Linked DNA regions of Mus musculus: regions 1 and 3 are each linked to region 2. The links are chromatin loops, found by intact Hi-C in ENCODE. Cell type or tissue: left cerebral cortex. All regions are shown on one strand. Region 1 overlaps Gm36608 (predicted gene, 36608). Region 2 holds the start of Ppp6r3 (protein phosphatase 6, regulatory subunit 3). Region 3 overlaps Ppp6r3 (protein phosphatase 6, regulatory subunit 3).

Region 1 (2,500 bases), 130 kb before region 2:
TATCCCTTCTGTACTGGAACTCTGCATAGATCCAATTGTCCTTGAACTCACAGAGATCACTTGCCTCATGACTTCCTGTGCTAGGATTAAAGTCATGGGCCACTGCATCCAGCATACATAATTTTTAAAGAAAGAATTTAACGTAAAGTAGGTTTTGCAAGTCAGTAGGTGAATTCTGCTACTGAATGCCAATTTGTGTAAAACCCTTTTTAGGTCTCCTACCATGCCCATCCAAAGCGATCATCGTTGCCAGTTTTGTTTTGAGACAAGGTTTCACAGTCCAGCCCTGGCTGGTTTGGGGTTTCACAGTCCAGCCCTGGCTGGTTTGGGGTTTCACAGTCCAGCCCTGGCTGGTTTGGGGCTTGCTATGTAGATCATCCTAGCCTTGAACTCACAGAAATCTGTTTGCCTGCTGGGATTAAAAGTATGTGCCACCATGGCTGGCCTATTTCTAGTTTTATAACCTGTCTTGAGTCCTGGGATCAGAAACCAATGGACCCTGCTCTGAGCTCTATTAAGACTATATATAAGCCTTGCTGTGCTGTCATCAGCACAACCTGCTTTCCGCTGTGTGGAATTTGCCCATCAATGGCTTGCTGAAAGCAGCTGGAGGAAGGCACTGGCAGACAAGCTCCTTTTGCTTTGTGTTTATTTTAATCCCCCAAGGTGTTCCAGAAGAAGAAATACAATATCAGTGCTCAGTGAAAACACTCCTGAACCATGGAAATGGCGTGTAGTGCTGTTCACCCTTTCCTCAGATGTCAAGAGTCTCTGGTGTTCAACTCACAACTTCCTCAAATGCCAAGGTACTCATTTCTCTCCTAAGAAAAACAGATAGTAGGGTGTGGTGGTGCATGCCACTGATCCCAGCACTCAGGAGGCAGAGGCAGGAGGATCTCTGTGAGTTCCAGGCCAAGGCTACATAGTGACACCTTAAAAAACAAAATAAACCGGCATGTGGGGGTTGGGGGAGAACTGGAGAAATGGTTCAGCAGTTAAGAGCACCAGCTGCTCTACCACAGGGGCTCTCAACCATCTATAATGAGTTCTGATGCCCTCTTCTGGCATGAAGGGGTATATTCAGATAGAGTACTCATATACATAAAATAAATAAATAAATCTTTTTTTTTTTTATAAAACAAATTCCCATTAATTTCATTTTGGTTTTTTGTTTTAAAGATTTATTTATTTATTATATGTAAGTACACTGTAGCTGTCTTCAGACACTCCAGAAGAGGGCATCAGATCTTGTTACAGATGACTGTGAGCCACCATATGGTTGCTGGGATTTGAACTCTGGACCTTCGGAAGAACAGTCGGGTGCTCTTACCCACTGAGCCATATCACCACCCCCAAATAAATCTTTTTTAAAAAGAGAAACAGACAGACCCAAAGTGTTTTGAAAAATTGGAAGCAATGTGCTTGTTCACAGGTCTTCATGAACATTACTCTGAATTTCCCAGGCAAGTAATGAGGTAAAAATGGTAGAAGTAGAGCCAGCCAGGCAGTGGTGGCACACGCCTTTAATCCCAGCAGCTGGGAGGCAGGGGCAAGCAGATCTCTGAGTTCGAGGCCAGTCTGGTCTACAGAGTGAGTTCCAGGGGCTATACAGAGAAACCCTGTCTCAAAAAAAGCAAAAAAAAAAAAAAAAAAAAAAAAAAAAGGTAGAAGTGTAAATTTTTTCCTTTTTTTCATGACAAGGTCTTGCTATAAAACTTTAGATGGCCTAGAACTCACTATAAAGACTACGCCATCCTCAAAATCAGATATTCACCAACTCTGCCTCATGAGTGCTGGGATTAAAGACATGTACCATGATAACTGGCTAAGAATATAATTTTAAAAGTAAATTTTCATTATTTATAAAATATGTGAACTATTTTATTATTATTACTATTTTTTTTTTTTTTTTTTTTTACTTTTGGAGACAGGGAATGTTCTGTAACTTGCTTTGTTCACTAAGCTGGAGGAAGTCTGAGATTTGCCTACATCTGCCTCCCAAGTACCACCAGTGCCCAGTCAATTTTTATATGTATATCATTTACATGCAATACCCATGAAGAGAGTGTCTTATCCTGCAGTCACAGATTGTTGTGAGCCACACATGTGGGTGCTGGGAATCAAACCCAGTTCCTCTACAAGATCAGCAAGTGCTCTGACCATTGAGCCATCTCTTCAGCCTCTTTTTCCCTTTTTTTTTTTTTTTTTTTTTGGTTGTTGTTGTTTTGAGACAGTTTCTTTTTGTAGCCCTGCTTGTCTTAGAGCTAGCTCTGTAGAGCAGGCTGGCCTCAAACTCACACTCTTCTTCTTCTTCTTCTTCTTCTTCTTCTTCTTCTTCTTCTTCTTCTTCTTCTTCTTCTTCTTTAAAAGATTTATTTATTTGTTTTATGTAAGTACACTGTCATTTAAGACACACTTAAGAGCATCAGATTCCATTACAGATGATTGTGAGCCACCATGTGGTTACTGGGATTTGAACTCGGGACTTTTGGAAGAGCAG
Region 2 (2,500 bases):
TAAAACTATGCTATGGAGAATGCGGGCATCGATCCCGCTACCTCTCACATGCTAAGCGAGCGCTCTACCATTTGAGCTAATTCCCCAGCTATAATTAACTTCCGTCGCAGGTTGTATTGTGACTCACGTCATCACCGGTTTTCCCCCCCCCCTCGTCCCCCGCGGCCGTTACCCCACCGCCTGCTGTCATTGTGTTACCCCATTGGCTTCTTCGCATCCGGAGCTACACAGCCGGGATTGGTTTGGTTCATTTGTTTTAAACTACATTGACTATGCGGATTGGTGGTCCCAAGCGTCTGTCACGCGAGGCCCCGCTGTTGCTACGGGGCAGAGGGACCCAGCCTAAGCTTCTCCCAATTTCTGACTTGTTTCTCAGACTCCGGGGTCTAGAGGTTCCGGATCCGTCAAGACCATGGGAAAAAGAATGCGCCTCTCGCGTTTGACTGACAAGACCTCAAAGCCAATCGAAGTGGAGTCGAGGGAACCGCTGGGCGGTCCAATAGGTTGTGGGGGGCGGGAGAGACAAGCCAATGATCCGTGTGAAGGGGCGGGGTCTATCCTGTGATTGGCTGCGGGGCGGCCGGAGGGAGGGCGGGGGTAACTCAAGGCCTGCTTGATACGTCCGCCATTTTGGGCGCTTCGCTGATGGTGTCGGTGAACCTTTTTCCCGCCTGAGCGCGACTAACTGCGGGTCTTGGGCGCCTCCAGGTAACTCAGGGGAGGGGGCGGTGGCGCGGAGTGTGCGGGTCGCGCGGGCAAGCGGCCGACCGATCGTGGCGGTGGTCCGGTCCCGGCGGCGTGGGGAGGGAGCGTCCCGGCCCCTTTCCCCTCCCCCCCGGAATCGGCAGCTTCGGCGGCCCGGGAGGCGGCGTCCAGTCCTGGCCAGGACCGGGCCGCCCGCTCCTGTCAGCCGGGCCGAGCGTTGGCAGTCAGCCGAGCCGACTGCGAACTTTGGACGCCGAGGTGACTCTGGGCTTGGCTCGGCGGGAGCCCAGGCGAGGCGAGGCGCGCCCCGAGCCAAGTCGGGGGTCCTGGGCGAGCTCCCCGGCTCCCGCGCCCGGGCCTTCACAGCGACTTCTCGGGATCTCCTGGAGCTTGTCAACTCGCTGGAGAGCTTCGCGAAGGCTTTTGTTGGACTCTTGTCCTCTGAGAAACAAGTTGTGTGGGTTTCTGGGCATTAGCAGAGTCATCGGAACACACAAAAACCAGTTCCGAGTCTCTCGGGGCCATCGCAGTGAATCTTCATCCTCCGCCGTTGAGTCTCTCTTTTATACAGACGCGGGCATTGGAGATTCCCTGGTGTTTTGGAGCTGAAGTGAGGAGTTACCCTTCTTGTGGCTTCAAGCACCTCGCTTTTAAAGCTCGGCTCACTGTTAACTTGGAGGTCTTTTTCTCCCCAGTCCCGTTGTCTTTCATTAGAACTTGGACTTGAAGTTGTAGGTGGGACAGAATGAGTGGTCTCGGTAGCTCTGTGTCTGTACTTCTCCACCGCATGTCCTACTGTCATTTGCCGCCTACCTGCTGTGGTCTCTTTAGAATGGGCCAGAGCTTTGTTTATGTTTTGCTTTGGCTTGGGGGAGGGGACACTTAGAAGGTTTCCTTGCATCAGAGCACTTGTTAATATGGATACTGTTTCATTTTCTTAAGTCAAGTTTACTTTGGTTTTTGCCCTCAAGGTCATGTTGCAGTTGACACAGCCCGTAAGAAAGGAACTTAAGATCTCCTTCCACTAAAATGTTCCTTGAAATTGCAAGGTGCAAGATCCCTGTTGCCAGTGGTGTTTGAGCTTTCTTATGGGCCACCTGAAAATTACATCTTCCTTTGTCACTTTCTAGTCCTGTGACCTTGGGCGAATTAGTCCTCTTTGCTGCCCCTGTAACCCATGAAAATAAGTTTGTTTCATAAGTTTATCTCATGTTAGGTCCCAATTTTATCTAACATGTTCATATTAGACTGTAACTGAGTATATATGTAAATATGTTAGCACAAAGCAGCTAGAATCGTGCTTTGTGAATAGAATCAGCTCAGTGGTGACCATACCTCTCAAATTCAACTTGATCTTGATGATTTTGTTTGTTTTTGAGGCAGGGTCTCACTATGTGGTGGGAAGATCTTTACTGCTTCTGCCTTTAATAATGGGATTAATAAAGTCATGCACCACTGCACCGGACTCATTATTTAGTTATTTTTTGAGATGATAGTAGTTTAGAATGTTCTTGACTTTCCTTTTCAGCTAAGGCTGCCTCAAATTCTTGATCTTGCTGCCTCTACCTGACAAGCATTATGAATAGAGGTGTGTACCACCACACCTAGTTCAAAATTAACTTTTAAGTGTTTAGGTACAATTAGGAAAGCCATGTGTTTAAGGATCAGCTGGGCTAAAAAAAATTACTGGAAGTTATTTTAATTTTTCCATGAGATGTTGAAAATCTATTAAATCACTTGAAAGCGTTTTGTCTAAACCAGTACTTATGCATAGAAAACACCTTCAGGATCTTAA
Region 3 (2,500 bases), 95 kb after region 2:
TAAAAAAGGAAAATGTTTTGTACTACCTTGAAAAATTGAATTTGTCTCAGGCTTTACTTATCTCCCCTGTGAAGAGAGTATTTTAGAAGCATTGACAGATATAGCAGTGATAGGCATGTGCTTGTGTGAATTTCCTGCCGATGTAGCCAGCTAAGATATGAGCAAGATTGTCTGTCCCCAGCCCTGAAGGTGGCAGAAACTTAGGAGAGTTCCAGTAAGGAGGTTATGGTAGCATTGCTAATGAGTCTCAGCAGTCTCCACATGCTTAGCGTGTTCTCTTGGAGCCTTGGTAAAGCAGTGACTCAGTTGTCCCTGATCTAACACATTAGCAGTACTGGAGTGCTGTCATGGAAGAGCGCGCTTGCTTGCATGCCCTGCTAGTCAAGTGCCTGCAGTGCAAGGGAGCCATAGACGCTCGGGAAGCAGCGCTTTGTTGAATAGCCTGTTGTAGGTCACAGTGCTGAGGATCGAATACCAGGGAGCAAATTGAATTGGGAAGTTCCAGATATAGGTTGTCAATGGACTAGTGAAATGGCCCAGCAGGTAAGCACACCTGAAGATCTGAATTCCATCTCTAGAATCCATGTAAATATGGAAGTCAAGAACTGACTAAACAGTTGTCCTCTAGCCTCTACATGTGTATTTTTTAACAATACTTTTAGACACACACACACCACATTACAGACAGAGACAGACTAATAATAAACTTTAAACCCTGGTCAAGGACAACTTTATTGCAGGTGGTGTAGTCCGCAGAGGGAAACAAAGTACAAAGACTCCAGAGGAGGGACTGCAAGTGTTTGCAGTAGGTAGATGCAGAATCTCTGGCTGCTGTGTTAGCCCAAATAAGAGTGGAAGTGAGGACAGACGTAGACAGTGGGACTTTAGCTTTGCATTTAGATAAGAAACCACTAGGTTTAGATATAAAAAGTGACATAATTCCATGTACATGTGGGAAGATTCTGTGGCTTCTGGGCCAACATAGGGAAAGCTGCCTCGCTGACGTTAACTCACTCGCCAGCTGATGGTGCCGTCGTGAGCCATGGTAGGGCAGTTGCAGTGTGAGGGTGGCTGAGCAGCTAAGAACAAGATAAAAAAGCAGCCGAGGTTTTAGCTAAGGAGCATGGAGCTGGCACCTTTGAGCTTCTGGTGCCTCAGAAAGGCTGTGTGTGCTGTTGATCAAGCACTTGGGCTGCACCGAGTTGGTGATGAATGGGTTGGGATTCTGATACCCCACGAGGCAATGAAATCCTCTCTTTAATTCACTGATTCTTTCAGGTTCTTATTGTGTGGGTGTCCTCAGAGTCACACCCTCCATTAACACAGCTGAAGGGCTGCCTACATTGTGCTGTTAGGAATCATAATTGGCTAAAACTATTTTTAGAGAATACATTGTAAAGTAAGTGTGTGTGTACCCAGTGATGTTAGTTGAAGCAAAAGGATCCTTAGTTTAAGGCCTACCTAGCGTAAGTAACTCCAACGGTGAGGGCAACAGTTAAGCAACCCCTGTAAAGGAATCATGTGTCTGGCCCTGCCTCATTGTTCCACAGAAGTTTCCTCTATTTAATGACATGATTAACTCTTGTTTTTTTATAGGGAAGAAAGCCTATGGCAGTGGTTTTCAGCCTTCATAACGCTGCAGCCCTTTAATATAGTTCCTCATGCTGTAGTGACCTCCATACAATTATTTCGTTGCTACTCCATAACTGTAATTGTGCTGCTGTTATGAACCATACTGTAAATACCCGATATGCGGGACACCTGCTATTGGATCCCCAACGGGGTTGAGAGGCACGGACTGAGAACCATTCTGATGGATTCTTTGCAGCATAGCTGCAGTTAGACAGGAGGACTCCTGGGAGCAGCCAGGTCTCTGCTGGAGCTCATTCGGGACTGCTAGCTTGTTTAAATTGTCCTGATTCTGTGTCCTGTGCTCTGGTTGTACCCAGGTATATATCGGCTTAGCATGGTACATACTGGCTGGCTGATGTCAGACTATGAAGCACAGCCTCAGGGTTGGCAGAGGACACTTGTTTTACTTATGTTTAGTACACATTTACCCAGAACAAAAGAGCAGACATCATGGGACACATGACTATAATCCCAGCTCTTGGGAAGGTGAGTGAAGCAGGTAGATCAAGCCTGAGGCAAGCCTAGGCTACTTGGTAAGCCAGTATAGAGAACTCTTAAGAGACTTCAGTAGAAGTGACTTTCAGAAATAGAACATTTCCTTCTAGAATTTTACTGATCGTTCATTGTTATATGTGCTAGCAGTAAGAACTATTATCAGTGCTGGGCTTGGTCGGTGCTTATATCAGTTGGCCATGAATGGTGAGCAGTTCATGTTGGTAGGTTTTTTGTGTGTGTGTATGGGGGGGTGGGGTTTTTTTTTTTGTTGTTTGTTTTTTAAGTTATAGAGAGTAGACTACTTATTCTCTGTGGGGCAGGGAGGGCAGATTTTCAGAGGGTCTTTTATTGATCAGAAAACTGTTGAATGAGC

Evidence for each region. A loop is a pair of places that touch in the nucleus more often than their neighbours do. Peaks named below come from ENCODE experiments on the same cell type or tissue, not always from the same donor. Only the 100,000 strongest peaks of a DNase experiment are listed, where the experiment ranks them.
Region 1: a loop joins it to region 2, with 2.8 times the contacts of the local background. A loop is called at or near these places in 9 of 42 quality-filtered maps.
Region 3: it touches region 2 in a loop (2.2-fold over the local background); 2 of 42 quality-filtered maps call a loop at or near these places.

What each region holds. Positions count from the first base shown.
Region 1 is chr19:3,704,952-3,707,451 of GRCm38, reverse strand. It overlaps Gm36608 (predicted gene, 36608), which reads left to right. Exons shown (of 3, transcript NR_167751.1): 2 at 667-806. Among named protein-coding and RNA genes, the nearest start is that of Gm36608, 2.0 kb to the left of the region's middle. In left cerebral cortex, a CTCF peak has its summit at 1,064 (motif pointing left); a DNase peak (open chromatin) is centred at 933.
Region 2 is chr19:3,573,849-3,576,348 of GRCm38, reverse strand. Ppp6r3 (protein phosphatase 6, regulatory subunit 3) reads left to right here and starts at 600. Exons shown (of 24, transcript NM_028999.1): 1 at 600-708. It overlaps n-TAagc9 (a tRNA gene), which reads right to left and starts at 86; the gene lies at 14-86. In left cerebral cortex, no CTCF peak of the experiment used is centred here; DNase peaks (open chromatin) are centred at 407 and 1,256; H3K4me3 peaks cover 2,251 bases; H3K27ac peaks cover 1,433 bases.
Region 3 is chr19:3,478,901-3,481,400 of GRCm38, reverse strand. All of the region lies in intron 14 of Ppp6r3 (protein phosphatase 6, regulatory subunit 3), which reads left to right. Among named protein-coding and RNA genes, the nearest start is that of Gm23940, 10 kb to the left of the region's middle. In left cerebral cortex, no CTCF peak of the experiment used is centred here; DNase peaks (open chromatin) are centred at 342 and 1,034; H3K27ac peaks cover 493 bases.